2 separate regions of the Homo sapiens genome follow, and region 1 is linked to region 2. The links are chromatin loops, found by intact Hi-C in ENCODE. Cell type or tissue: OCI-LY7. All regions are shown on one strand. Links, peaks and the distances in the headings refer to the core of each region. The heading gives the core; the rest is flanking DNA. Region 1 overlaps WDR64 (WD repeat domain 64). Region 2 holds the start of WDR64 (WD repeat domain 64).

Evidence for each region. A loop is a pair of places that touch in the nucleus more often than their neighbours do. Peaks named below come from ENCODE experiments on the same cell type or tissue, not always from the same donor. Only the 100,000 strongest peaks of a DNase experiment are listed, where the experiment ranks them.
Region 1: a loop joins it to region 2, with 5 times the contacts of the local background. A loop is called at or near these places in 10 of 110 quality-filtered maps.

What each region holds. Positions count from the first base shown.
Region 1 is chr1:241,695,165-241,710,801 of GRCh38, reverse strand. The region is part of intron 8 of WDR64 (WD repeat domain 64); the gene reads right to left. All of the region lies in intron 1 of LOC124904603 (a long non-coding RNA gene), which reads left to right. Among named protein-coding and RNA genes, the nearest start is that of WDR64, 51 kb to the right of the region's middle. In OCI-LY7, for the core only: no CTCF peak of the experiment used is centred there; no DNase peak of the experiment used is centred there.
Region 2 is chr1:241,642,957-241,658,593 of GRCh38, reverse strand. WDR64 (WD repeat domain 64) reads right to left here and starts at 6,313. Exons shown (of 28, transcript NM_001367482.1): 1 at 5,965-6,313. The coding sequence starts at 6,109. In OCI-LY7, for the core only: no CTCF peak of the experiment used is centred there; no DNase peak of the experiment used is centred there.

The DNA.
Region 1 (15,637 bases), core at 4,861-12,860, 49 kb before region 2:
TGGCTGGCCTGGCCCTGAGTGATCCCTATCGCCCTTCCAGGCTCACCCCATGCCCTCCTCTTGCCCCTGTGCTGGATTCTACTCCAGCTATACTCTCTCATCAGCCTCCCTTCTGGACATACTGAGCTCTTTCTGTCCTCAAGAGCTTTTGCACAGGCCAAAGATGTTTGTCTCCCAGACCCCAGCCCCACTAACAACCATCCTCCTTTGGGTGTCAGCTTAAATGTAACTTTCTTAGGCCTTTCTGGGACATCACCCTCCCACCCTCCCACCCATCTCCACCAGTGAAACTCTGTCTTTTGTCTTATTCTCCCTTAAAGCATGTAGCATCTACCATATATTCATATGTATGTTTCGGGTGTTAGTATCTGTGAATGGTATTGTGCCATGGTTAAAAAAGCTCAAGCTTGAGTGACAACGTGTGGGCTTCCATCCTGGCTCCATCACCGTGCTTCAATTTCCTCACTTAGTAGACGAGACAATGGACAATAATAATACCAACCTCAGAGATTAGCAACAACTGAAAGCTGTTACTTCCATTGATCAGATGGGGTAACAGGAAGAAACAGGGTTATTGGAAAACAGGGGCCACCCAGAAGAAGCCTAGACAAGAAGCCCAGACAAGGAGGTCTGGGAGGAGGCACTTGCAGAACTGAGACACACAAGCAGGGAAGGGGCAGGGAAGGAGAAACCTGGCCTTGTTGCTGTGTATGTACATGTTTTTCTTTTTTTTTTTCTTTTCTTTTTTAAAAATACAAAGGGTAGCATATACCATTCTGTTCATTGCTTTTTCACTTAATAACGTATTTTGAAGAGCTGTCTAAATCGTATTTTAAAACTGTTCTTTTTTTTTATTGCCACCAAATACTCCTTTGTATTACTAAATTAGCACTTATTTAATTTCTGAGGGGAACCCGCCTGTCTCAAATTTCCTGTGATTACAAATAATATTGTAATAAACAGTATCTTGTGAAAGGGCTATTTTTGTATATATAAGTATTTCCATTTTAGTATATATATGAATTTCTAGAAATAGTATTGCAAGTCAAAAGGTATGTGTATTTATAATTTTGAAAGATACTGCAGTTCCTTTTTATTTCTCTTTACCCTCTGGACTATACTTTTTACAGTGTATCTCTTTACAAAAACTGGGGCTCACAAAGCCTAACTTTCTTTCTTTCTTTAGTAGAGACAGAGTCTCACTCTGTTACCCAGGCTGGAGTGCAATGGCATGACCATAGCTCACTGCAGCCTCAAACTGTTGGACTCAAGCGATCCTCCTGCCTCAACCTCCCAAGTAGCTGGAACCATAGTATGAGCCCCTGCACCTGGCCAAAGCCTAACTTTAAGGTAGTTTATATTTTGGAGTTGTGTTTGAGATATTGAACCTAAGGGGTAATAACCAGAAATATCTTGCATTGCAATTATTACCCTAGACCTCGGGCAAGAATGAATTCTTGCCACAGCTGCCCAACTATTGAACTTTCATATTTCTCAATATGAAGGAAATGGATGCAAATTAAACAAAAGCCCATAGAGTGCTCAGAGCACAGTCACAAAATCAATGAGACAGCATGGAAATAAAGTCTGAACTGCAAACTTTAGGAGGATGCAGATTTATGATTTAGCTGAAACATATCTTATTAGTTTAATGTCAGAAAAAGATGTGAAAAAAAGAGTTTGCTCAACTAAATTTGAGCATCACAAAGGAGAGATCCATACTCAGCAGTTCAGGCATTCATCTGAGTCTATACTGGATACCATGGGTCATATGTAGCTTTTCCAATTAAATTACTTTATTCTTCCTTAAGCCTAAAGTAAATAGTTATCCTTAGACCTGTATATACAACTTTATCAACATCTTAACTTTACCTAGGTCAGAATGCTCAAGACCTTAGTGCAGTCGTTCCAAAATCTGATTGTGCATCAGAATCACTTTGGATATTAAAAAAGAAATTCCTAGGCTGGGTGCAGTGGCTCACGCTTGTCATCCAAATACTTTGGGAGGCCGAGGTAGGAGGATCGCTTGAGCCTGGGAATTCCAGACCAGCCTGGGCAAATGGTGAAACCCAATCCTTAAAAAAAAAAACAAAAAAACAAAAAAAAAAACCATGGACCTCAGCCCTAACTTGATAAATCAGACTCTCCAAGGGTGGAGTCATAAATGTCTATTAAATTATTTCTTAAAGGCTGGGTGCAGTGGCTCATGCCTGTAATCCCAGCACTTTGGGAGGCCAAGGCGGGCGGATCATGTGAGGTCAGGAGGTCGAGACCAGCCTGGCCAACATGGTGAAACCCTGTCTCTAGTAAAAACACAAAAATTAGCCAGGCATGGTGGTGTATGCGTGTCATCCCAGCTACTCAGAAGGCTGAGACAGGAGCTGCTGGACCCTTGAAGGGGAAGTTCCAGTGAGCTGAAATTGTGCCACTGCACTCTGGCCTGGGGAAGTCTGTCTCAAAAAATAAAAAATTCTTACAATTATTTTTCATGCACACCACTGACATTTATTTGTAAATTATGTTCATATATTACTGAATTAAAATTATATAAACATCATAAAACAGACAACAATAAAATAATGAGATAATAATTTAAAGGAAAGAAAACTTCTAGAGTTTTCTACCCCCATTTGATGGATCATCTTGCATACCCCCTGGAGTATATTCGCCCTGCTTTGCAGACCTCACAGGACATGGGCTGTCTCCTGATACAGTTTCAAGAAAGAACAAGCACTCTTTGGCTCTTCTTATGAGAGCCCCAGTAAAAAGAAGAGGTGGGATGGGCAGACTTCTATAGGGCCCTGCCATAAAGTGGATGGAGCAGGACAGGGCCGACTGGTAAAGTTGACTTAGAATATACTGTGGACGTGAGGTCAGGAGACCTAGATTCTGGCTGTGTTCTGTTGCTAAATATATGACTTTAGAAAAGTCACTTAATCTTGCTGAGCTACAGTGTCTCCACTTATGAAATCAAGGGTTGACTATGACCTAAATAGTTTCTTCCATTCTTAAAATCTTAGATATTGTCCTTCCCCTATACCTGCAGCTGGGGCAGGGGTCATGCAGGGCAACTGTGCAGCCTTTGTGGATGGCGTCCCAGAGCTGTGGGGGGCACAGCCTGCACAGCCTATCGCAGTGGTCCCTGGTTGGGGTAGACATACATGAATAAGCACTCTCATAATTCATCATACTTTCTGAGCAGCAATGCACCTAGATGAGGAGGAAGAACCAAAATCAGAACAGGCTGGTGGGTGGTGAGAGATCTTGATTTCTGGATTCTTTGAAGGTTGCTGGCTATAAAATTTTGTATTGGAAAGGCTTAGGCTTGTAATATGTTTGAAAAGTTCTGCTGTGTCTAAGATTGCTAAAAAAATTAGTTTTTCATATCAAAGAATGTCTAGGGCTCATAAGGGAGTTAAGGAGAGAGGACAGTTGACTCTAAGTGTACTCCAAAAGGGAAATACTCAAGGTAGGAAAGTTGCCAGGGGCAGCAAAGCCTATGAAGGAAGTAGAGTTTTTAGGGCTTACTCAGTGGGTCCTCAGTCAGTGAGTCAACAACATTTATGAGTGCCAGCTGTACGCCCAACACTGCCCTAGGGGATAGATACATCAGTGAACTACAAGAACAGAGGTGAGAGTGTCCATCAGTTGAGGGTCACAAACTCAAAGTCTGCAGCAGCCAGGCAGGTAAACTAGCTGGGAGAAGGGGTTGGGTATGACACCACAGGGAGAAGGGGGGCTGTGGTGAACTGAGAGTGCATGCCTGTGAAAAGGGGGAGCCCGGGCCCAGAGCCAGCCAACATGCACAACAGGAAAGGCAGGTTCACCACAACAAGCAAAGATCAAAAAAATAAGTGATCCCCCAAACACATTTTGTAGCTGCATTTGGCTAACAGGCTACCAGTTTGCAGGAATAGCTCTCATATTTTTTGAAATAGACACTACAATTAAAAATCAATTATTTAAATAAAATTTGTTAAAATACCTTGATGAGTGAGAACAATCACCTGAAAAAATTTGATTTTTAAAAATTTAATAAAAAATAATGCAAAATAACCAAATTCACTGCTAGATAGAAAGCTTTACTAAATGGAAGAGCAGGTAGTATTATCTCTATGTGAAAGAATACTTCTAAAATATTTAAAACAGTTTTTTGAACTAATTTAAATCTACTTTGTAAGTAGTTATCCTTCTATCAAATGCAAAGTTCATAAAAGGAGTCTCAATTTAGTAACATAAATCAAAAGTCAGTATTTAGGCTTTTGAAAATGCTTAAATGTCCCAGATGAGAAGTAGTTAAGTTCTAACTGATGACTCATTTACAGGTTTGCCAGTGACATACTTTGTCACCATAGCTGCTTGGCTGAATGAACTGAACTGGATGTAGTACAAACCAGGAAGGGCATTATTTTCTTTTACCCTGTCTTATCTTGTCACCTCGCCCCAACAGCAAATCTTCTTGGGCCAATTCCCATTAGGATGGCTCCAGCGAAGCTACCTTCTGTGGCCCAAAGGGAATTCACAGGATGCTGGACAGTATCAGTGTGAATGCAGCCTTGCCACTCTGTGGCGGGTTCCTCCAGCCAGGGTCGACCTGATCCTTAGGCACAGCTGGCACAAGGCCTGGAGCCCAAAGTACTTTTAGGGGCCCGTGGAAATATTCTAGTTGCACTTAAAATCAGAAGGCAAAAATAAAAGCTTAGGGTCATAGGACATTAGAATTTTTAGGGCCCATGAAAACATACTAAATTTTTCCTAAGACAGAAGAAAAATGTTGAAGACATAAAAGTATATGAAAAATAATGTGTAAGATTGATAGTATTATGGTGGGAGGGACCTATAAAGGCAAAAATGCCCAGGGCCGGGAAAGTCAGACTGTGGCCCAGCCTGCAGCCTTCAGAATTCTCCATGAGGGCCAGGCATGGTGGCTCGCACCTGTAATCTCAGCACTTTGGGAGGCCAAGGTGGGAGGATCATTTGAAGCCAAGAGTCTGAGACCAGTCTGGGCAACATAACAAGACCCCATCTCTACCAAAATTAAGAAAAATTAGCCGGGCGTGTTGGCACACATCTGTATCTGCAGCCACTCAGGAGGCTGAGGCAGGAGGATTGCTTGATCCCAGGAACTCGAAGGTGCAATGAGCTATAATCATGCCCCTGCCCTCCAGTCCAGGTGACGGGGTAACATTAAGACCTTGTATCTTTTATTATTATTATTATTATTATTATTATTATTATTATTTATTTATTTATTTTTTTAGAGACAGAGTCTTGCTCTATCGCCCAGGCTGGAGTGCAGTGGCGCGATCTCGGCTCACTGCAAGCTCCGCCTCCCGGGTTCACGCCATTCTCCTGCCTCAGCCTCCCGAGTAGCTGGGACTACAGGCGCCCGCCACCATGCCCTGCTATTTTTTTTGTATTTTCAGTAGAGACGGGGTTTCACCGTGTTAGCCGGGATGGTCTCGATCTCCTGACCTCATGATCCGCCCTCCTTGGCCTCCCAAAGTGCTGGGATTACAGGCGTGAGCCACCCCGCCCGGCCAAGACCTTGTCTCTAAAAAGAAAAAAAATAAATTCTCCATGAGGAAGCGAGTAGTGGTCATCGCGTACATGTGTCACATGTCAAGCTTGCCCAAGGTGAGCCTGTGAGTTCTGAGCCTCAGCAACTAGCTACTGGGGAGCTAGATGCGTTTCCCCACTTTAGGCTCTTCTGGAGTAGATCTTCCTGGACCTGTCAGCACTTGCTTTGTAGCACCAGAAGCTCTCGCCCCAACCGCCACTCCCATTTTGGGGAAGGCAGACAAAATAACCCTGCATTCCCCCATTGGCCCACAACCAGGTACCTTAATCCCTCTTTTCAATTATTTTTGAATTGCTGGTTGTATCATATTCACATTTGCTGGCAAGGGATGATGGTGTAAAGGTCATGGGTCTAGAGCAATCCTCTCCAGTAATTCTTGAGGATGGTCTACTATACCTCTCTTTAGAATGGCATTAGCTGAAATTCTAAGACAGCAGGAAAAGAGCCATTTAATACCCTATTAACTGATTATGAGCAAATCTAACAACCTTTTTACTTAAATTTCTCAGCATGTGGAATTGTGTTCATACTTCCCATTTTAAAAATTTCAGTTTCTTAAGGATATTTGCCCTTTAGATGTAATTACTCTATTTTCCTATAAAAAATAATGATAGGAGCCCACATAATTAAATGAATTACAAATGAGTGAACTGTGCCTTTAAATAAAACTTCTTTCAAGTAGAAAGGCTCATATAATTGATGTCAATTTGGAAAATGAAAGATGGCCTGCTTTCCAGTATTTCATGTTCATATTCAGCTGCATATCCTTTGAAAAATTGCTTTTTCATTCTGTTATTAGAAGTATCTTACTCTAACCAGCATGCATAAAAAATCAAACATTTTGTGAGAAATCTATCATGATAATATTAACCAGCATTTCGATAGCACTTTAAGAGTGAAGAGCGTTTTTTCATATACTTTCCAGTGCATTGAGATATCAGTTTGGTGTTTGGACTTGAGCCCAGGTCCACCACACTATGCTCCCTTCTCAGGATGGCAGGGGTGAGGTTGGGAAGGAAGGAGACTGTCCTCTTGGCCAGGACACCTTAGTGAGCCCCACCTGTAAACACCACCCATAGCAGAGTGGCACCAGACTCACAGTTTCGTGTACAATGTGGGCCCATGATGTTCATTAATAACAAGATAAAATGTAGATACCATGTGATATGGTTAGGCTTTGTGTCCCCACCCAAATCTCATCTTGAATTGTAATCCCCAAGTATTGAGGAAGGAACCTAGTGGGAGGTGATTGGTTCATGGGGGCGGCTTCTCCCGTGTTGTTCTTGTGTTAGTGAGTGAGTTCTCATGAGATCTGATGATTTTATAAGTGTTTGGCAAGTTCCTCTTTTGCTCACTTTTCTCTCTCCTGCCATCATGTGAAGAAGGTCCTTGCTTCCCTTTCACCTTCCGCCATGATTGTAAGTTTCCTGAAGCCTCCCCAGCCATGTGGAACTGTGAGTCAATTAACCTCTTTCCTTTACAAATTATTGAGTCTCAGATAGTATCTTTATAGCAGTGTGAAAATGGATTAATACACAACGGTTCTTTGAATATAGAAGGCTCCCAATAAATAATTGTTTGAATATCCTTAAGGGACAAATACCTGATTAACAATAACCACTTCCCGGAGTCACACAGAATAGAAATGTATTGATTCTGGGAAGTTCATTCTGACTTTTTCCCTGATCCCCCTGAAATGATAGCAATTTTAAAGAGAAACATTTTCTGACAGTTTCTTCAAAACAGAAAAAAAAAAAAAACTTTTTGATAGAGTCCCCTATCAAAAGTCCCTGGCTGAATTACCACATGCTTCATCTCAGACTTTTCTCCTGTTGTTCCATGAATTAATGAGCGTGATGCAGGGAGAGAAGCAGAGTCATCAGGTAGAAGGTAAAGGGGTGACTTTTTTCAGGGGGCATGTGTTACACGATAGGGGTTGTTCACTGAATGGAAGGCAATGCTGCAGACGGGAAGCATCCCAGGGGAACTGTGTGATTGCTAAAGAAGCAGGGCTACTGAGTCAGCAGAGTCCCTCGATATTTTCTCCCGGTGACGGTGAGGTAGTTGGTGGGGAATGAGGGCAGGAAACAAGGAATAAGGCATTTCTCTTTTCTCCTTTATGATATAAGAGGAAAGAAATTTCAGAATGCCTCAGGTAAGGCATTTTTAAAAAGTGGCCCTAACTCTGTATTACTGCCTCTTATTGATCCATATTGTGCCCATTCCCAAGGGGCAAGGGAGGGTGCAATAGAAAATTCTACATCAGACATTGGCAAAATTTTTCCATAAAGAATAAGATAACAAATATTGTAGATTTTGCCATAAAGTCTCTGTTGTCAGAACTACTCAACTCTGCCACTGTAGCATGAAAACAATCATAGATAACACAAATAAGTATGGCTGTGATTCCCTTACAGCTCTATTCATGACCAGTGAAATTTAAATTTCATATCAATTTTATGGGTCATAAGATATTATTCTTTTTTAAAACTTTTGTTTCAGTCATTGAACAATGTAAAAACCATTCTTAGTTTGCAGATGTTATAAAAACAGGTGACTCATTGGATCTGGCCTTGGGCTACAGTTTGCTAATCCCTGCTCTAGATGCAGGAACAGGAAGCTTAAACCAGTGCACAAACTAATCTATGATAGTTTCATCTCTTCTCCTTTGTATTCAAGTTCTTTCTTTTTTTTTTTTTCCTTTAAATTTTTTCAGTATCTTTCTTAGGGGAACAAGAAAAGGAGCCAACATTTATTGAGTACTTTGTGTCAGGCATTAAACAAGGCACTTTACGTGAGTTAACTTAAGTAATTTTTATAAGACTATCATGTAGGTATATTCATTACCATTTAAAGATGGGGAAACTGAGGTAAGAAGAACTAATGGTAAAGTGTTCAATGGTCACAGGGTTAGTGAGTGCTAGGACAGAAACCAGTTCTGTCTCCACAGCAACCTTACCAAGGGCAACTATACTCTTTCTAATATGATAATCTGCCTCTGAGTTGGGTAAATAATAAAAAGTAATGCTGAGTAGTTAGTTGCATATCTCTTGGAAACTGTCAAGCTATCAAAGGGTTTGAAGGTTCAGCTTATGTCTTGCAACAGGCAACATGCTTTACATGGCATAATTAATTGCAGATGTTTATTTTCTTGCTAGTACAGAACTCCATTTGTGAAATTACCATACAAAATTACAAACAGAATGGTAATCACTTCTGAATGGAAATTTTTTTGAGAGGATTTTTTTCCTGTCTTCTTGGGAGCTATTGGCTCCCAATTTAACAGCTGGCCAATTATGTATTGTATAAATGCAGCTTTATCTGGCTCAACTTAAGATTCATTATAGGAAATTACAAAAATAGAAACATGTTGAGTCTAGAGATGGAATGGACCCAATTCTCAGTCTATTGAGATGACTCTACAATGGCAGTGGCTGCTCAGGAAAACATGATTACACTACCTCACTTGAGAAACCTCTTCAGCTTCTAGATTTAGGAGTGTGGCCCAAGTGAGGAAGTAGTTGAAAAGCTCATCTAGATGAACAGATCAATGACCACTGTTTGCTGAGGTTGTCATTACTACTCAACTGACTTCCTGACTTCTTCTCAGACGAATACATTACCAACCAAATTCCAGGAAGCCCAGAACTGGGCTCAAAGACAAACTCCTGACTATTGCAAAGTAGATGTTGTTCAGAGCAAAGATCAGATTGCACTGGTTAATCAGAAAAGTAAAACCTTCTAGATAATCTAAGTGTTCACAATGACTGAGTACCAAACCTGTGGAACACGATGGAGAGTAGGAACTTAATGCCCCTACAATACCATTACGTAACTTACAAATATTTACAAATATGCATTTTGAAAAAAACATATAAACAACAAAAAATTGCTTTAAACCCAAAGAATGGCTCTGTGTGTGTGAGTGTGTGTGTGTGTGTGCGCGCATGTGCACGCATGTGTATGTGTGTGTAAATGGAATGGCGTGAATTAAGAGAAGGAGATTGTGAAAATGTGCGTAACTCAACTTTGCTCTTGAGGTTACTCCCCGCAAAAGGTATTATATTTGATTAAATCATGCTAGTTGAAGGGCATATTTTTCTTGTCAAAAAGAAGACGATGTCCAGTCTTTATATAAAAAAATATTACTATCTCATTTAAAACCTAACACAAACTTCACAACCTGATTGACAGATCCTAATGCTTGAACAAAGGGAATGTTGGCATCATCATAATTGGTTCCCAGAGGAAAATATGAGTGCCTTTCCTTTTCTCTGGTGTTGGGGTATTTATTATTTTCATGGATTTTGACAGCACACGGAAATCAAAGTCTTCTTTAAAAGTCCATTCTTCAGGAAAGCTTAAATGACTGTAAGCAAATAATAATACTTTCCATTTGTATAGCATTTTACAATTTCCAGAGCACCTTCACCATCTCAGCTTATTTGACCATCACAAAAATCCTGTGAGATAAGAAAGTTAGTGCTATTTCCATTCATAAAGGAGGTTATTGAGGTTCAAATAACTTCAGTAACATGCCCAAGACCACATGGCCAACAAATAAGTTGGCAAAGGTTACATTAGAATTCTTTTGCTCCCTTGAAGCAAGTGAGCAAAGTGCTCCCTTACTCACTTATATTCTATTATAGTAAATAGTGCCATGTAAACTGTCCTCCCAGCCAGAAGCCTGACAGTCACCTGTTCTCAAACATTCTTCCTCTAGATATTTGTATGATTTGATCTTCACCACATTCATATCTCTGCTCAAATGTTGTCTCTTCAGAGCAGTCTCTCCTGACCATCCTGTCAAATGGTCAAGGGCAAGCTCAAAGGAGGGAGACCAATTGAGGAAGATATGACAATACTACTTTAGAAGAGAAATGGTGAGCGCTTGGGCTTAACCAGTGGAAGTAGGGACAGAGAGAGAACAGATATTCTTGCACAACTTACAAGAATTGGTGGCCTACTGGATGAGAAGAATAAAGGAGAGGGAGGAATCTGTTTTTGGTCTAAAATAGGTACGCAATAAATATGTTAAGGATAAAAAAAAAAGAAACAGATTCCTCCCTCTCCTTTATTCTTCTCATCCACTAGGCCACCAATTCTTGTAAGTTGTGCAAGAATATCTGTTCTCTCTCTGTCCCTACTTCCACTGGTTAAGCCCAAGCGCTCATCATTTCTCTTCTAAAGTAGTATTGTCATATCTTCATCAATTGGTCTCCCTCCTTTGAGCTTGCCCTTCCCCAATCCATTCTCCGCTCTGCTGTTAGGGTGATCTGCTGTCAAAAACATTTTTTTACTCTCTTGTTTAAAGCATTCGATGGCTTCCGATAGCTTTCAGGTTAAAATCCCAACTCTTTAGCATGGTATGCAGGTCTTTTCATGCTTGGATTGTCTAGCCTCATCTTTCCCAACTCTTCTCTCACTCAGTTCTCCAATTATATTGAACCATTTGCAATTTTGAGAACTCACCATCTTCTCTTTCTCTTCCATATCTTTGTGAATACCACTTCTGTATTGTGTCTATTTATCCACTCTGCTACCTCTCAGTTGTTTTGCCTGACTAAGTTTTACCAATTCTTCAAAACTCGGCATTTGTGACATCTTCAGGAAGCCTTCCTCAGTTCCCCCCACCCACCCCTACAATCCTATCCTAAGATGTTCTAAGCACTCCTGTCATACCCCTCTCTTACATCTGTATCATGGCACTTATCACCCTCTGTGGGAATTCATTCATTTGTTTTCTCCTTCATTACATATGAGGTCGACAACCTAGTCTTATTCATCTTTAAATTCCTAGCACCTAGTACAGTGTCTTAAATTTAGTAATTCATCAATAAGTATTTGCTAAGTAAATACATATTCAGATGGCTGCTGTAGAGTTTCTTCTGGAATTATTTCTGTAGTTTTGCCCAAATAATGGAGTAATCAGAAAGTGAATGTTGCATGTATTGGTAACCCTCACCAATCTTAGTGTCTTATAAAGACACATCTTTCAACATAATTAAGATGCAATAAATAAAAATTGAGGCATGTGATATGGTTTGGCTGTGTCCCCACCCAAATCTCATCTTGAATTGTAGCTCCCATAATCCTCACATGTCATAGGAGGGACCCTGTGGGAGATAATTGAATCATGGGGGCAGTTACCCTCATGCTGTTCTTGGGATAGTGCATGAGTTCTCATGAGATTTGATGGTTTCATAAAGGCCTTTTCCCTCAGTTTTCTCATTCTTCTCTTTCCTGCCACCAAGTGAAGAAGGACGTGTTTGCTTCCCCTTCCACCACGATGGTATGTTTCCTGAACCCTTTGCAGCCCTGCAGAACTGTGAGTCAATTAAACCTCTTTCCTTTATAAATTACCCAGTCTTGGGTATGTCCTTGTAGCAGCGGGAGAATGGACTAATACAGCATGAAAAGGGTATCTAACCTATCTTGGAAGAAAGGTGCTGAGGAGTGGTCAGGAAAATTCCCTGGAGTAGGTACCATCTGATCCTTAAAGATTTCTGGAGGTTGGGGGACAGAAAGAAGAGGAAGAATGGGGAGGGTATTTCAGGCTCAAAATATGTACAAAGTTCCAGCATGGGGGTTTCAAGGAAGCAGCAAGCAGTTCAGATTTACAGGAAGCTAAGTACAAGGCAGTGAAGGGCACTGAAGGGGATGAGGTGAGGAGTATGCTGGGCGCCAGATCATGGAAGTGCTGTGGGGAGGGGACAGAGAACTGTGAAAAGTATTGAGATGTTTGGATGTCATCTTCAGGAGAATACCCTGGAAGATTAATGAACAATCGTTTTGACAGGGATAATATTGAGGCAAGAGGGCAGTTGGAGATAAGGGCCAGGAGAGTGAAAGGAATAGAGATAAAGAAGACAGGACAGATGCCATGAGTGGTTATGAGGCAATATGGACAAATTTGGTGATTACTGGTTTGTGGGAATCAAGGAAGAAAAGAGAATCATGTGAGGTGACAGGTTTCCAGCTAGAGTGATGGATGGACCATAGTGCCACCAAGCAAAATACAAAATGCTATAGAAGGTATATATTTTAAAGTGGGGGAAGTTAAGCTCAGATATGATCATATGAGTCTGAGGGACTATGAGATATCCAAGTGCAGATATTGAGCAAGAAGAAGTCCCAAATTCAAGATAGCTTGGGTTTCATTAGTACATAGGTATCAGTGTATTGAAGAATACAACTATCACCCAAGAAGAGGATAGAATGTAAGAAGAAAAGTTGGCTAAGGACCTGATGCTAGAGAATGCCACCATTAAGAGAAGGCATGAAAAGAAGAATCACAAGAAAAAAGAACCAACAGTAAGATACTGGGAGACAACTCTGGCTTCCCAGAAACCAGGCGAATAGTTTCAGGGTGGGTGAGATCAGTAAGGCTGAATGTCCTGAGGCTTTCTGATTCCACAGAGTAGATAGGGAAGAAGCTACATTAGAGAGAATTATGGAGGGAATGAATAACATCAAGGAACTGGAGGCAGTGAATGCAGAGTACTCTTCTCGGAAGTTAAAATAAGAAGGAAAGAAAATGTATAGTGTGATTGTTAGGAGGAAAATGTAGGTCAAAGGAAGGGTTACTCATATCGACAGAGACTTGAGCATTATAGTTTGAAAATAAGAGTTTTAAGCTGGGCATGGTGGCTCCTGCCTGTAGTTCCAGCTAGCCTGTTCGACGCTGGGGGAGTGAGCTATGATTGCACCACTGCACTCCAGTCAGGGTGACACAGTGAGACCCTGTGTCTAAAAATAGAGAAAGAAAATAAGGAGACAGTGGAAGAGCTGAGACAGCAAGATCCTGGAGAAGATGGAAGGAGTTGAGCATAAGGTCACCAATGGAAGGTTTGATACTTTAACCTCTGAAACAAAAAGAAAAGAAGAATAGGTACGGCCAGAGATAATTTTGAAAGGTATGATGTGTTGAAGAATTCCCCTTGAGGCTCCAGGTTTTTCATCATGTAGGAGGACAGGATATCAGTGAAGAGTGAAAGGGGCAGAAGTCTGGAATAGTCACTGGAGAAAATGAGACAGGAAGTAGAGCAAAGGCATGTAAAGGGATTAGGAGTCTAGGCTAAGGGCTCTGCTAACAGAAGGGTTGGGGTTCTGCAATCAGATGCAGTGAGCAGATAGGGTGTAAGGCCAAGAAAATGCTGGTGAGATATTATCTCAGATGAATAACCTGGGGTCTAGGTCAATAGGAAGGGAAGAAAGTAGAGGAGAGGGCTGACAAAATTTGAGATAATGAAGAGATCAAGGTGTCAGAGGCATTTGAACCAGAGCAAATCCATCTTGAATAGGGGCTGGGTAAAATAAGGCTGAGTCCTGCTGGGCTACATTTACAGAAGCTTAGGCATTCTTAGTCACAGGATGAGATAGAAGGTCAACACAAGATACAGGTCCCAAAGACCTTGCTCATAAAACAGGTTGCAGTAAAGAAGCCGGCCAAATCCCACCAAACCCAAGATGGCCATGAGAGTGACCTCTGGTCATCCTCACTGCTCATTATACGCAAATTATAATGCAGTAGCAGGCTAAGAGACACTCCCACCAGTGCCATGACGGTTTGCAAACACCAGGACAATGTCAGGAAGTTACCCTCTATGGTCTAAAAAAGGGAGAAACCCTCAGTTCCAGGAATTGCTCACCCCTCTCCCAGAAAACTCAGAAATAATCCACCCTTTGTTTACCATATAATTAAGGAGTAACTATACGTGTATTCAGTCAAGCAGCCCATGTCACTGCCTGGCTTATGGAGTAGCCATTCTTTTATTCCTTTACTTTCTTAATAAATTTGCTTTGACTTTACTCTATGGACTCGCCCCCAAATTCTTTTTTGCGTGAGGTCCAAGAACCTTTTTTGGGGGTCAGGATCAGGATCCCTTTCCAATAACAAAGATATCTGAGACTTCAGTGAGGTCATTGAGTAGCTGTAGTGGGAGTTAGAGTGTTCAAGAGCTGATAAGATAAAAGAGGAGGTCAGAGAAAGGAACTTTCTCTGAAGAGAACTTTTTCTGAAAGAAAAAAATCCAGGTGCTGTAAGTTAGGGTCTTATCAGTGTTATTCAGACTAATGCTTTTTTTTTTTTTTTTTTTTTTTTTTTTGATACTGGGTCTCATTCCATTCCACAGGCTGGAGTACAGTGGTGTGCTCATCACTCACTGCAGCCTCGACCTCCCAGGCTAAAGTGATCCTCCCATCTCAGCCTCCCAAGTAGCTGGGACCACAGGCGCATGCCACCATACCTGGCTAATTTTTAACTTATTTGTAGCGACAGGATCTCCCTATGTTGCCCAGGCTGGTCTTGAACTCCTGGGCTCGAGTGATTCTCCCACCTTGGCCTCCCAAAGTGCTGGGATTACAGGCTTAGCCACTATGTCTGGTCTCAGAATAATGCCTTGATTTCTATTTTATAATCTTAGCATTGGCAATAGGCAATTAAATGCACCAGTATAAAGATACTCTTTAAGAAAGTAGAAATAAGCCACTTCATCCCTCCAAATGCAGACTTGGTATGTTTATTGTGGCTGTTATAACATTTCTCGTTGATGAAATCACTGCCAAGTTTATTTTTATAGTCCTCTAAGTAAGATTTCTTGTTCTTATCTTTTTAGGCTTGCTGAGAACTATCGTTTATTACTCCCTTTTCTTAACTTCTACTGTGCCTATAATTCTAAACCATTCAACTGATCTTTGATATATCGTGCTTTGCATTGATAATTATCATCCCATGTAATGATGTGCTGGTAAATGTGTAATATTCAGCTGCAGCCAGGGAAAGCAGGGTGGGTCGACTGATTTTTAGAGTTTGCTGTTTTCCATGCTATAAATATGGTAGCATGGCTGCTTCCAAATTACCAATGTGACATCTCTAAACATGGAGTTAGGAAAAAAAACATATAGTTGTGCGCCATTGTACTGTGTAGTATTTTCTGAGGATATTTTTTTAAAAACCCTCAAGAACACAGACAATGGTAAATTGTAATAAATAAAAAAGAAGTGACGTATTTTGAGTATTTACTGCCTTTGTTCTTTATATAATTGAACTACTAG
Region 2 (15,637 bases), core at 2,078-10,077:
AATCATGACTCACTGCAGCTTTTACCTCCCAGGATCAAGTGATCCTCCCAGCTCAACCCCCCAAGTAGCTGGGACTACAGGCACCCACCACCACACCCACCTAATATTTTATTTTTTGCAGAGACAGGGTCTCACTATGTTACAGCCCAGGCTGGTCTCAGACTCCTAGCTTCAAGCGATCCTCCCACTTCAGCCTCCCAAAGTGCTGGGATTACAGATGTGAGCCACTGTGCCTGGTGAGCAATTCTTAACTGGTTCTTAAACTCTATGTAAACACATACACACACACACACACACACACACACACACCATTGCTTGAATCTTGATTTTGTCAAATTTCGTAATTCCCTGGGGTAAGACTATTGAATCTAAGGACAAGAAGGAATTAGATGTGAGGCTTTCTCAAACTGTATAGACAAGATCAGATGGTTTTATTTAGTTAAAAATATGAGTATCTGTTATGTGTAAGAACTGAGCCAGACATTGGGCTTAGAATAGAAAATTAGATAAGCAAGATCCCTGCCCTCAGGGAGCTTATATTATAGCAGGAAATCAGAAAAGTATCAAGTGAACAAACTATTTACAGATTGTGACAGGCAAGGCTAATTAATAAAGATAGACATTACATCAGTGGTTACCTGTGTATAAGGTGAAAAGCAGTATTGCTGCAAAAGGCATGAGGGAACTTTCTGGGATGCTAGAAATGTTCCCTGTCTTGATCTGGATGGTGGCTAAAGGTGTGTTTACCAAGGTTCAAGTTTACAGAGCTACCTCCTTCAGAAGAGTACATTTTATGGGCTTTATTATATGTATGTCAAGCTCAGTAACGAAGTTAAAATAAACAAGTTGTTGTAGAATAAGCACAAAAAAGGAAAGCAGTAGGGAGCTGTGATAAAATTGTATGGTGGTGGCAGGTAGGGGTAGACCTCAGGGAAGGCCTCTTTAAGGAGGTGGGTAAAAGAATTAAGCTGAGACCTGATGAGCAAAAAAAGGGTCAGCCACATAGAAAGCTAGACAAGAGCCTTTTAGGCAGAGGCTGATCAACACGAAGGCCTGTGGCTGCACAGGCTTGGCATGTTCCAAGAAGGTCAGTAGGTATGAGGTACCTACAGTGAGGACTGCGGAAAATGCTGTGAGGTGAGACCAGGGGCGAAGGAGGGCAGAGCTAGAGTCAGAAGCGGGTATTTTATTTTAAGCATGATGGTAAGATGTCTTTGGGGTGTTTTATGGGGTGAAATGATATAATATGCCCTTAAAAAATTTTAAAGCACACTTGCTGCTGCTAGGAGGCCAGATGGAAAGACGTAAAACTAGTGGAGGGCAATTGCACTAGTGTAGGCTTCAGAAAATGGAGGTTTGGGCCAGGGTAACACTGAGGGTGACTGCACATCCTGGGCTGCCATGGAAAGTCTCGTTTATGCCTCTTTTTAAAATTATTAATAACATTCCCTTTCAGTCTTGAAAGTGTCCCCAGTTGGATGGTAAGTGGCACCCTAGAATACAGGCACCCTAGAGATAGTAGTGGAGATGGTAATATATGGTTGGAAGTAGTAGAATTGTAAAGATATGCTAGTGGGTTGGAAGTTTTGGGGGCAGAAGTGGTAAGCAAAGGAAAGGCAGGAATCTAGAGCAGTGGTTCTTATGCAGGGGAGATTTTGCACCTCACCTCCATCCCCAGACAGACACACACACACACACACACACACACACACACACACACACAACATTTGGCAAAGACTTGAGACATTTTTGACTGTCACAACTAGGAGTAGGTGTGCTACTGGCATCTAGTGAGTAGAGGCCAAGGACGCTGCTTAACATCCTACAATGCACAAGACAGCCCCCACCCTAGGCCCCCAACTCCACACACGCACACATATACAAATAATTATTTAGCCAAAACATCAGTAGTGCCAAGGTTAAGATACCTGGTTCTAGAATGACACTCAGGTTTCCAGTTTCAAAACTCAGCAAATGTTGATCTATTTACCAAAAGCAAGGCAATGGGAAGAAGATTGTTGGGGAAAATAAAGCACTCTATTTTGGTAATATTGAGTCAGAAATTCTCATGAGGCATCTGAACAGTTCCTTAGCTGTTTTATATTTATTTACACCAACTGCTACAAGATATGAGTTTCATTGTAAATATCACTGGATGAGGATAATGAGACTTTCTTTGTCCTGGGATAAAATTAATTCCCCCAGGTCACTCACAAGATCTAAGAGCATTACTTTTGAACAAATTCCTTCAATCTACTTGATATCATTTCTGAGGCAGACCCTGTTCCATTAAAAACATTCTCTCTAGTTCTTAGTTCCTTGCCTGTAATAGTGAGAGGGAGACCTTATTTTCCAATATTGGTTAATAAATATGAATTTGTGCCAGACATTATTAACAGCCTGACAAAAGTGAAGATGACATTTCTGCCTTCTCCTCACTCTTTCTTAGGCCGCCCCGTGATAGAAGGTAACTTGTCTAGCAGTATGCAGTTTTCATCAAATCTTGAAAACTATAGAGAAAGGAAATTTTCAGTGTGGCTTTGTGATTGCAAGTTTCTTAATGAGAGCAAGGTCAACTTGTGCATTTAGAACACATTGAAGGAGTACCTTCTGGACACCAGGCCCTGTGCCAGCCTGAGGTTCACAAAGCCTTCAAAACAACCACAGGCCAATGGTGGAGGATAAGGGGCAGGAACGAATGAACACATTAATATCAACTTTAGCAGGTTAAATGAAGCAGGTAAATTCCCCGAGATGGCAATAAAGTGCATGAACAGTGCTGAGGATGGCTTTGCTTAGGGAAAGTTCAGAAGTTTTTACAAAGAGGTGACATTTGATTTGGGTCTTGAAAGATGAGGAAGAGTTTACAGGCATCAAAAAAAAAAAAAGAAAAGAAAAAAAGGCACTCCATATTGGGGAATGACATGCGCAAAATCAGAGTCATTAAGAGCATGTTTGGAAATGCCAAGAAGTTTGTTTTAGGGCAGAAGGTGCATGAAGGGAAATGCCAGGAGTTGAGACTGAAAAGCTGGGCTGAGGCAAGCTGTGAATGACCTTGCATGCTTTGTTAGTATATGTGGATTTTAGAGGTGAGCTAATAAACCAGGAATATGGCACATTGATAATTTTTAAAATGAAAAACTCTTGGCAGAAGTATAGAGAAATGATTAACTTGGCAAAAAGACTATTTTTTGGGGGGTGAGGGGGGACAGAGTCTCTCTCTGTAGCCCAGGCTGGAGTGCAGTGGTGCGATCTTGGCTCACTGCAACCTCTGCCTCCCGGGTCCTGGTTCAAGCAATTCTCCTGGCTTAGCCTCCCGAGTAGCTGGGACTACAGGCACACGTCACCATGCCCAGCTAATTTTTGTATTTTTAGTAGAGACAGGGTTTCATCATGTTGGCAAGGCTGGTCTTGAACTCCTGACTTCGTGATCCGCCCACCTTGGCCTCCCAAAGTGCTGAGATTATAGGCGTGAGCCACCGCGCCTGGCCAAGAAGACTATTACAGTAATAGGCTGTTGTAATAAGCCAAGAGATAGATACCATGACATAGTGAAAGGTTACAGAGTTTGAGTATCCATTATCCAAAATACTTCGAACTAGAAGTGTTTCAGATTATGGATTTTTTTCAGATTTTGGGATATTTACATATACTGTACATAGTGAGATATCTTGGGAATAGGACACAAGTTTAAACACAAAATTTATTTACACTTAATATACACCCCTTATACATATAGCCTGGAGGTAATTTTATACAATAGTTTTAATAATTCTGTGCATGAAACAAAGTTTGTATGCATTGAATCATCAGAAAGCAAATATTAATATGCCCCTATCTCATGTCAGCTCTCAAAAAGTTTTGAATTTTGGAGCATTTTAGATTTTGGATTTTGGGATCAGGGATGCTCAGCCTATACAGCCTATACCAAGATATCTGGCTTAGGAAACTAGTTAGATGGTAGCTATGCTCTAAGACTGAGAGAGAACACAGTAGGCAAAGCTCAAGGAGAAAAAGAAGCAAAGAAAGAATTGAGATGGGAAAAATAAGAATGATGTGATGAAAGACGCAGGATAAGGAAGTTTCTTGAAGCAGAGGCAGCTAACAGTGTTAATCTAGTGCAATGGCCAAGTAGGCTGGAAAATGAAAACAATTTATTGAATTTGGCAACTATATTAGCTTATCACATAGCTTGGTTAGAGCATTTTCAGCAAAGTGATCAGAGAAGCCAGACCTGAGTAGATTGAAAGTTAAGTGGTGATATTGTCAGGAAATTCAGTGGAGAAGGAAAGGAGAGGCATACAGTGGTAGCTTAAAGAAAAGAGAAAGTCAAGGTCATGATGCTTGAGTATATTTTTAGACTGAGAGGACAAATCCAGTAGAAAAGGAGATTTTGAAGCTGCTGCAGCAAACTGATAGCTTTGAAGGGGAGGAGAAATAGAAAGGACAGCTGCTGCTTTCAGTGATTCAGAAGTGGAAAAGGGGGGTTTGAGAGAATTCTTGTCTTTTGACCTTGCTTTCTTTTATGACGTAGAAAACTTGGCTGAGAGAAGCAGACATCCCATAGAGAATTCAGAAAAAGTGTCAAGGGTTTGAAAAACCAATTAGAGAGAGGTAAAACAAACTGACTAGGAAAAAATGCAAGTTTTGTTGAGTAGTTTAGAAGGCCCAGTCAAGTTCCCAATCACCGAAAAAGCATATCCAAAAGGTCCAAGTCTTAGCTTTAACACTTAGAAGTTGGGTGACTTTGGCCGGGCACGGTGGCTCACACCTGTAATCCCAGCACTTTGGGAGGCCATGGCAGGTGGATCACCTGAGGTCAAGAGTTCAAGACCAGCCTGGCCAACATGGTGAAACCCCGTCTCTACTAAAAATACAAAAAATTAGCCGGGTGTGGTGGTGGGTGCCTGTAATCCCAGCTACTTGGGAGGCTGAGGCAGGAGAATCACTTGAACCTGGGAGGCAGAGGTTGCAGAGAGCCGAGATCGCACCATTTCACTCCAGCCTGGGCAATAGGAATGAAACTCCGTCTCAGAAAAAAAAAAAAAAAGAAAAGAAAAGAAAAGAATTTGGGTAACTTGGGCAAATGATTTATCTTCAGCTCCCATTTTTTCCACAAATAAAATGAACATAATGACATTGATTAACATGACTATAAATTATTAAATACTATTCAATTAATACCAGCTTGGGTTTGAACACCCAAAGTCAAGATTTTCACTTACAAATTACTATGCAGCCTGGCACACTCAGAGGCTGGCTATACTATCCCTTTAGCAATTATATGGGCTCTGCTCCTTTCATTGCAACAGCAGGGTTTGTTCTGTTAGTCTTTCACTCTGCCATGTAGCTTTATTTTTCACAGCTGTCCTCAATACGCCAAAGCTGTACACTACACCACTCCCCTTGAATCTTGTCTATGCACTGGCATCTCTGCTGCAAATCCTCCTGTAAGACCACTGTCCACCATATTCTCCTTAGCTTGCATCCTCAAGATCATTCCTGCCTAGAGATATGGAGAGTGGCCAAGACAATGGAATCATGGTGAGGCAGGAAGCTGCACTTCTTATGAAAGTCTTTATGGTCTCATGATATCTTTAGGCTAAGAAAAAGCAGTGCTATACATTACTGAGCATCCCAGGTCAACCAGTGAGCCATCAAATGGCAGCGTCTACAGAAGAACACTGGACGTCATTTAATCCAATCCCATAGTTTTACAATTGAAGCAACTTCGGTTCAGAGAAGTAAAAAAAAAAAACAAAAACAAAAACAAAACAAAACAAAAGCTTCCTCATGTCCGCTTTGTTATTTAGGGACAGAGAAAGAACAAGAACTGAGGTCTTCATCCCCTTTCAGCACCCATTCTTTCACATTAAGCTCTGATGCTTCTCTCTGATGGCTTAAAACATTTTCCAGTTCTAACCAACAGACCCAATTGGACTATCGTGTAATCACTGATCTTACCTTCTTTATGGATAAATAAGCCTGCTCTTTCATCTCTTTTCTGGGCTGCTGTTTGTTCAACCAATTTTTCAAACCTGTTCAAAGCCTTTTTGAAATTGCTCATCTGAAGTGCCATGTTGAGACGCTTTTCCTTCCTGATATCCATAGGGACATAGGGGATCTTTTACTTCTGTACAGAAAGAATACTGCAAGTTTACCAATTTGGAAAACTTTCCAGTTGTTACAGTGCCTCCCTGCTGTCTCAGTTTTTGCCCTAGGTCTAATTCCTTTGATCTTAAAATCCCATAGTGCGGGTAGGAGTAAGAGTTGCCACTAGGATGTTAGCAGGGAGGAAAGCTGATTTAGGTCTGATGCATTTCATACAGACAAACATTTCAGTAAAAATCCTGACCTCACAATGTCATCAGTGTCCTTCATAGGGTCCTCATTGCATCATAATATCTCTGTAACATCCTACTTCCTTCATAAGGAGGAGATTGAGATATTTTTTTCCCCACAGACTGTGTGTGTGTGTGCGCGTGCACATGTGTGTGTTGTGTATACTGCTTGAGAGGGAAAAGGAATGAGTAAATAACAAGTAAGAAAACTGGGTAATACTTTCTCCCTCGTGTATCTCTTCTCACCTCAAACCTTTTGCCTTCCTCACAATACCGCGGAAAGTAAAGTTTGGCCAGGCACGGCGGCTCATTCTTGTAATCCCAGCACTTTGGGAGGCCGAGGTGGGTGGACCACCTGAGGTCAGGAGTTCAAGACCAGCCTGGCCAACATGGTGAAACCCCCGTCTCTACTAAAAATACAAAAATTAGCTGGATGTGGTGGCGGGCACCTGTGATCTCAGCTACTCAGGAGGCTGAGGCAAGAGAATCACTTGAACCTGGGAGTCAGAGGTTACAGTGAGTTGAGATCACACCACTGCACTCCAACCTGGGTGACAGAGTGAGACTTCCTCTCAAAAAAAAAAAAAAGTAATATTCACACTTATTCTTGCCACTGTACTGGATATGGAAATTCGAACTTCTAAAGATGAAATGTATTTCAGCACCTGTCATTTCTACCACAAACATTTTTAGAGGTCATAGGGAATACAAATGCTCTTCTTCCTTTGTGCATTGTCCTTCGATTGAAATAATAAAGTGAGCCAAGGATAAGGAAGGAGTGGCTTCTGATTATGAGGACAGCTTTTCAAGGTAAGAGGTCAGATGAATTAGAAGAGGCCTTTCTGCACATCTCCTTCCCAGTCATTGCAATCTCCAATCCGACTTAGTCCAAATGCTATTGACTCCGGTTTTCCAATTTTCAACTTTTTATGGGAAGGAGAAGTTGTTTAATGTTTCTCAACAATTAGTTAACTTCCTATGGCTTAGGTGAGTTAGATAAATTTCCTACCCCTTGGTAGTCCATCTTTTAAAACATTCTTCAAGAACTTGCATTCAGAGATGAAGCAGATGGCATTTCAGAGCACCTCCAATTCCAGTACTGTCTTCTTGGTGTCCACCTCTAACTATCTGTTAGGAGAGCGCAGTAAGATTTTATTTAAAGAAAAATCCCCCAACCCCATTTGTTTCTCCTCCTTTTTCCTTTAAAGCTTTCAAACCACTGTACAGTGATGTCTGGAGAACCACTCTTCCTACAATTCTAATGCATTCACCATTAATTCATCTAGGAAATATTTACTGAATACACACTTCATGCTAGAGGCTGTTTTAGACACTAAGGATACAGCAGTGAATAAAATAGCTTCTCAAGTTTATAGACTAATGCAGAAGACAGACAAACAAATAAATAATGTATCAGTGAGCAATTGTGCTACGAAGAGAGAGGAATTTTGTGTGTATTAGGGTGGGGGTAAAAATCAAAGTAAAAGAGGTAGGGAGATCAGGGAATTCCCCATTAATAGAAAGATTTCTGGGCAGAAACCTGAAAGAAGTGAGGTAGCAAGTCATGTGGATAAATGGTAGAAGGATGTTCTAGGGACAGCAGGCGTAAAGTCCTGAGATTGGTGTGTGCTTCACATATCTGAGAAACGACAGAGGCCAGTGTGACTGAGGTGGTGTGGGATGAGAGAGAGAGGTAGAGAGAGAAGGCAAGAGAGTCAGGGGGTGGCATCCAGATCACGTAGGATCTTATTGGCTGTTTTAGGACTTTGGCTTTTACTCTGAGATGGGATGTTTTTGAGCAGAACAGTGACATGATCTGACGTGCATTTGAAAAGAATCATTCCAGCTGCTTTGCGGAGAATAAACTGAAAGGGAGAGAGGGTAGAAGCCGGGAAGGCAGTTAAGTGGAAATTTCAGTAATGCAAGTAAGAGATGACAGTGGTTGAGATTAGGGCACTAGTGACGGAGGTTGTGCGAAGTGGTCAGATTGTGTGAAGGTAGATGTGACAGGTGTGCTAATAGATCAGATGGGGGTATGAGAGCAAGAGAAGGATCAGGGACAACTCCAGGGATCCTGGCCCTAAGAAATCAAAAGGATGGAATTATAATTTCCTATGTTTGGGAGGGAGGAATCCAATAGAAGGAGCAGATTGTGGGGAGTGGGGGAAATTAGGATTCAGTTCAGGATATGTTAAGTTTGAGAATTCTATTAGATAAACAATTGTGGATGTTGAATAACCAGACGTAAGAATCCAGGGTTCAGGGGAGAGCTTGGGAGTCATCAGCATTCAGACGGCATTGTATTTAAAGCCATTAGGCTGGATGAGATCACCTGGGAATCAATGCAGATAAAGAAGAAGGCAAGGTGAGGATCAAACCCTGAGCATGCCAGTGTTGGGAGGGCAGAGTGATCAAGAAGAACCACTGAGTAAATAGGAGTGGCTAGTGAGGTACAAGGAGAACCAAGAGAAAGGATCATCCTAGAAGCCAAGAAGAAAAGCTGTTTTGAAAAGGAAAGAGCCACTGGATGGATAATCCAGTTTATTCAATAAAGAAATTGCATAGGAAGACAAAAGGAAGGAGGAGGGGAGCTATAGATTAAAAAGGACTTTAAAGAAACACCATCCAACCACAGTGTGTGGACTGTATTTAGATCTTGACTCAACAACCAAACTTAAAAAGAGTTTAAAATACATGAGACAATTGGAAATTGGAACGCCAAGTAGATATTTGATGATAATAATAAATTATTGTTCATTGTTTAGATTTAATAATTATATTTTATGTTATATTGTTTGTCTTAGTCCATTCCTGCTGCTATAACAAAATGCCTTGGACTGGATAATTTATCAACAACAGAAATTTCTCCCAGTTCTGAAGGCTGGGAAGTCCAAAATCAAGGCTCCAGCAGATTCTGTATCTAGTGAGGGCCTGTTCCTCATAGATGGTGCCTTTTAGGTGTCCTCATATGGTGGAAGGGACAAACAGGTCCCCTCAAGCCCTGTCATGAAGGCACTAATCCCATTTATGGGGGTGAAACCCTCATGACCTAATGACCTCCGAAAGGTTCCAACTCTTAGTACCATCACCTTGGAGTTAGGTTTCAACATATGAATTTCGGGGGGACATAAACGTTTGGACCATAGCACTGTTATTTATGTGATGTTGTATTTTAGAACCAGATACTGAAATATCTATGGATAAGCATTAAAGTATGAAGGAGCAGTCAACCTTGCCAAGTACTGCTGAGGGCCTACGTAAGATGAGGACTGAAAATTAACCATTGGAACGTGGATGCTAGTGACCTTGAGAAAGCCTACCTCAGTGGAATGGTGGGCTAAACAGAGTAGGAGGAGGAGACGTGTTGATAGTAGGTATAAATGCACATTATGGCAGAAGCTTTTGGGAACATCTTTGCTGTTATATGCAGGAGCAAGTCACAGCTATTATGGTCATTTATAGAGCTACCGGATGCATTTGTGCTTATATTTTCTCGGTTGCGGAAATGATGTGGCCACAGATTTAAAGAACATTGAAAATCACTCATGTTCCTACACTCTTACAAAACTATTAATTTTAGAAAATTGCCTTCTAAGCCCAGACCACATACTTTGATAATTTTAGTTTCAACAGAACTATGCACATTATTTAAATTTTAATGTACAACTTCATAAACCTGTCCCTGTGTTTCTAATGTCCTTCATAAGTGTATATTTTTCTTTAATACCTATTTTTCTCAATGAAGTATTTTGCTATTTTATTATTTTTTACATATAAATGACCATGAAAGGCAGTCATTTTAAAGAGCCAGAGGCAAACACACACCTAGCTGTGTAAACAAAGAAATGATATTGGCACTGTCAGAAAAAGACTCTAGAAAAAAGCAGGTGGAATAATTGCTGTGAGTTAGTTTGGCTTCAGCTTCCATGAATGTTATAAGGGCCCGTATGAGGAAGGAGTGCTACCATGACACAAGGCCCATGGTTGGGTCCTCAGCTGGTCTGTTGTGTAGGCCTGGTACCAGTCATCTGGCAGAAATGCTATTGGAGCAATAGGTTGCTCTGGATTTTCTGCTTCTGGGTTCATGATGGCCAACTCCAGTTTCCAGGATAAATCAATGAAGAACTCCTTTGCGGTGAAATGAGTATACTCAGCTAATGCCTATGGCAGGGGACAAAGAGGTAGGCAGGAGCTTCAACAGTACATGGCCCTTGGTGACCAGGTACTGTTAAGAATCTGGGCAAGGCTCACCCTTACATTTTCAGAATAAAAAGATGACACAAGAGCAGAAGCCATCTTGGTGACCACACTCCTCAACACGGCTGTCTCTTGAGTCATATCCCTGCAGTCTGGACTGATGCCTTATACACACAGGGGCATGGCTGTCCTGCTACCATCCCCCTTCATCATCATTTTGAGAATTCCCTCATCCTCAAGCTTATATACTATGTCTTTCCTCACCATGATTTATTCCCTCATTTTGGTGACTCATATTCAGAAATAGGGCCTGGAAGATAGATATGTTTTTGATAGTTGCATATCTGAAAACATCCTGATCTTTCCTTGCACTTTGTTGATATTTGGTTGGGTACAGAATTTTAGGTTGGAAATTATTTTCTTTAAATATTTTGAAGATATTACTCCATTGTCTTTTTGCTTCTAGTGTTGCTGTTAGAAGGACTGTATTCTGATCAGCTTCCGTTGCTGATTATAAGCTATTCTGATCCCTGATGCTTTGTCCATAGCTTGTTTTAATCTTCCTCCCTCAGGAAACTTATAAATGTTCTCTTTGACCCCAGTGTACCAAACTTCCACTATAATGGGTGTTGGTGTGGAGATATATATATATATGTAAATTAATCATAACTTCACTAACCAGTTTCTTCTGGAAATTGTTTACTCTTCCCTACCTCCTCTGTCATGTAAACTGCATTTTTTTTTTTTAAGACGGAGTCCTGCTCTGTCACCCAGGCTGGAGTGCAGTGGCGCGATCTCGGCTCACTGCAAGCTCCACCTCCTGGGTTCACGCCATTCTCCCGCCTCAGCCTCCTGAGTAGCTGGGACTACAGGTGCCTGCTACCACGCCCGGCTAATTTTTTCTGTAGAGACGGGGTTTCACCATGTTAGCCAGGATGGTCTCGATCTCCTGACCTCGTGATCCGTCCGCCTCAGCCTCCCAAAGTGCTGGGATTACAGGTATGAGTCACTGTGCCCAGCCATAAACTCCATTTTTTAACAGCAATGTAACAAGTGAGATTTTATTTTAAAAACAAATGTATGTATTTGGGGGTTGAGTGGATGTGGACAGATACACAGTTTATGTATTAAGCTGATCCCTACATCTCACCCATCTGAGGAGCTGTATGCACCAGGAGCATTGACATTCAGAAACTTAAGGCATGCTAGATTCTCCTTTTTTTAAAAAAAAGTTCAAGCACATCCACTAAATTGCATTTCCTAAGGTAGGAAAAGTGCATACATGTTTCACAAGATTTTCAGTAAGGGCTCTTCTGCTGCTCACCAGAGACCAAGGTTAGAGGGGCCAGGGAAGAATGTGTCTCAACCCTGGGAAAAGGAATGCTTGATGGAAGTTCCCTCTCTGTTGTCCCCTTATGATGCAGAAGGCTAGGGGTTATCAGTTTCCAAACAAGAATGTCAAATGAAACGTGTCTCCATTCCTCGCTCCCCTATACTTTGCAAAGGACTTCCTTGGAATATAGGTATTGTGATAATTTAATGTTCCAATGTAAGAGGGTGTTTAGAGGGTTTTAAATGAACCTCTTTCTGTCTAAAGGACAGGCTAGACGGCCCACGCGGGAGGATGTGTGCAGTCACTGGGAACCAGTTCCGCAAGCATTAGCTCCTGCTCACCTTCAAACTATTTAAGAGAAGGCAACGAGTTCATTAGGAGCTCAAGGATATCCTTAATGAGCACTTCCACAGAGAGAGTGTTCAGCATGGAGGAGCCATGACATCTCCCCATTTCTTTCCATCCCAGGGGCACTGACAGGGAGAGTCTGGGGCTGGCCAGCTCTCTGCAGCAGACCACTTCCAGAATTTGGCAGGGCAAAAGATGCATACATATGTACAGAGGAACAGACGCTAGACTCTCAGTAGAGGGGCCAGACTGGGTCAGCTTGGGAGGGTCCCCAAGCAGGGTCAGAGAGTGAGATCCCAGCAGACAGCTACTAAAGGCATTGCCTCTGTCGAGAGAGTTGTGTGAGAAAGATGCCAGAGATCTCAATTTCTCTAGAGAACCTGAAAATCATCCTAGAAGAGAAAAACCCAACATTTAAAACTTGCTACAACCAGAGAGCACTAATATCAATTATTTTTAAAAGACAAAGTTGCAATCTGTTGCCCAGGCTGGATTGCTGTCTCCTGGGTTCAAGTGATTCTTCTGACTCAGCCTCCTGAGTAGCTGGGATTACAGGTGCATGCCACCTCACCTGGCTAATTTTCATATTTTTAGTAGAGATAGGATTTCACCATGTTGGCCAGGCTGGTCTCGAACTCCTGACCTCAAGTGATCTGCCCATCTCGGCCTCCCAAAGTGCTGGGATTACAGGCGTGAGCCACCGTGCCTGGCAGAGAGCACCAATATCAGACTACAACTTAACCAATCAAGGAAGATTTTTTTTCCCTCACAATCTCAAAGGGGCCCAGAGCAGCATCTACAGGTAGCGAGCGGATCAAGAAAATGGGGGAAGCTAAAGTTGTTTTCCTTCTCACCTCCACCCTCACAGAAGTTCTCCAGGCCTGAGGCTGGCTGTATCTTGGAGGGTGTGGACAAGCGAGTTTTCCGTGAGTTTTAGCTTTTCAGCATTACAATGTGCTGGCCTTGATGTCAACTGCAAGGGAGCAGAAAAGCTTTGGAAGCTGCCAAAATTCCATCTAAGGGCAGGAAGGAGCAAATGGTCAGAAAACATTTGAAATGAGTAGGGAGAACAAGCTGCTTTTTGGTTGCAGCATACTGAGTTCAGCTTGCTTCCTCAACTGGTTATAGTAGTTTATTTCTCCCACTCTGAGAGAGTGAAATGCAGGCACAATTTGCACATGCTTTTTTCTTTTTTTAAAAAAAAAAGTGGTAAAATATACATAACATAAAATTTTCCTTTCTAACCATTTTTAAGTATACCATTCAGTGGCATTGTGTACATTTACAATCTTGTGCAACCATTACTACTATTCGTCTCCAGAATTTTTTCGTCATCTTAAACAGAAACTCTCTACCCATTAAACACTAACTTCTTATTCTTCCCTCTTCTCAGCTTCTGGTAACCACCATTCTACTTTCTGTCTCTGTGAATTTGCCTGTTATAGGTACCTCATATCATTGGGATCATATAATATTTGTCCTTTTGTGTTTGGCTTATTTCCCTTATCGTAATGTTTTCAAGGTTCATCCATGTTGTAGCATGTACTAGAATTTCATTTCTTTTAAAATATGGCTGTATAATATTCCATTGTATGTATATATCACATTCCATGTATCATTCATCTGTTGATGGGCATTTGAGTTGTTTCTATTTTTTGGCTATTTTGAATAATCCTATTATGAACATAAGTATACAAATACCTGTTTGAGTCCCTGCTTTCAATTCTTTTGTGTATATACCTAGGAATAGGATTGCTAGATCATATGGCAATTTTTTTTGTTTTGAGACAGGGTCTCACTCTCTTGCCCAGGGTGGAGCGCAGTGACACGATCACAGCTCACTGCAACCTCAAACTCCTGGGCTCAAGGGATCCTTCTGCCTCAGCCTCCTGAATAGTTGGGTGAGACTACAGGTATGTGCCACCACACCCAGCTAATTTTTTATTTTTTTCTGAAGAGATGGGGTCTTACTATGTTGCCCAGGCTGGTCATTGTACTCTTGGCCTCAAGTGATCATCCTGCTTAAGCTTCCCAAAGCACTGGGATTACAGGAATGAGCTCACAATAATTCTATGTTTAACTTTTTGTGGAACTACCAAATTGTCTTCCACAGGAGCCACACCATTTCACATTCCCATCAGCAGTACGACAGGGTTCTAATTTCTACACATCTCCACACAAAAACCAACACTTGTTTTTGTGTTTTGTTTTGTTTTTTGATGATAGCCCTTCTAGTAGGTGTGAAGTGGTATGTCATTGTGGCTTTGATTTGCATTTCCCTAATGACTAATCACAGTAAGTTTCCTTCCATGTGCTTTTAGGCCATTAGTATATTTTTGGAGTAATGTCTACTCAGATCCTTTGCCTATTTCTGAATTGGGTTGTGTGGAGTTTTTTGTTGTTGAGTTGTAGGGGGTCTTTATAATATTGATGCCTTATCAGATATATGACTTGCAAGTATTTCTCCCATTTGCTGTGCTGTCTTTTCACTCTTTTGATAGTGCCCTTTGATGCATAACAGTTTTTAATTTTGATAAAGTCCAATTTAGCTATTTTTCTCCTGTTGCCTGTGCTTTTGGTGTCATACCCAAGAAGTTTTCTTCTAAAAGTTTTATAGTTTTAGCTTTTACATATAGGTCTCCAATCAATTTTGAGTTAATTTTTATATATGATATAATGTAAGGCTCCAACTTCATTCATTTGCACATGGATATGCAGTTTTCCCAGCATCATTTGTTGAAAAGACTGTCCTTTCCTCCTTTCCCCATTGAATGGCCTTGGCATCCTTGTCAAAAATCAATGGACCATATATGTAAGAGTTTATATCTTGGCTCTCTATTCTATTCCATTGGTCTACATGTTTGTCCTTATGCTGTGTATTAGGCTGTTCTTGCACTGCTGTAAATACCTGAGACTGGGTAATTTATAAAGAAAAGCGATTTAATTGGCTCACAGTTCTGCAGGCTGTACAGGAAGCATGGTGTTGGCATCTACTCAGCTTCTGGGGAGGCCTCAGGGAGCTTTTACTCATGGTGGAAGGCAAAGTGAGAGCAGGCATCTCACATGGCGACAACCAGATAGGGAGAGAGAGAGAGAGAGAGTGGGATGGCGGAGTTGCCACACACTTTTAGATGACCAGAGCTCACTTATCACAAAGGGGATGGCCCAGGCCATTCATGAGGGATCCGCCCCCTATGACCAAAACACCTACCACTAGGACCCACCTCTAATATTGGGGATTATATTTCAACATGAGATTTGGGTGGGGACAAACATCCAAACTATATCATGCTGGTGTTTTTCATTTGTTTGTTTTTTGTTTTTTTTTTTAATAAAAGATTGTAGTGTTCTGCCATTATCCTGTCATTACATAATTCTAAAATTAAAAAAGAAACATATATCCTTATCATTGCCTGTT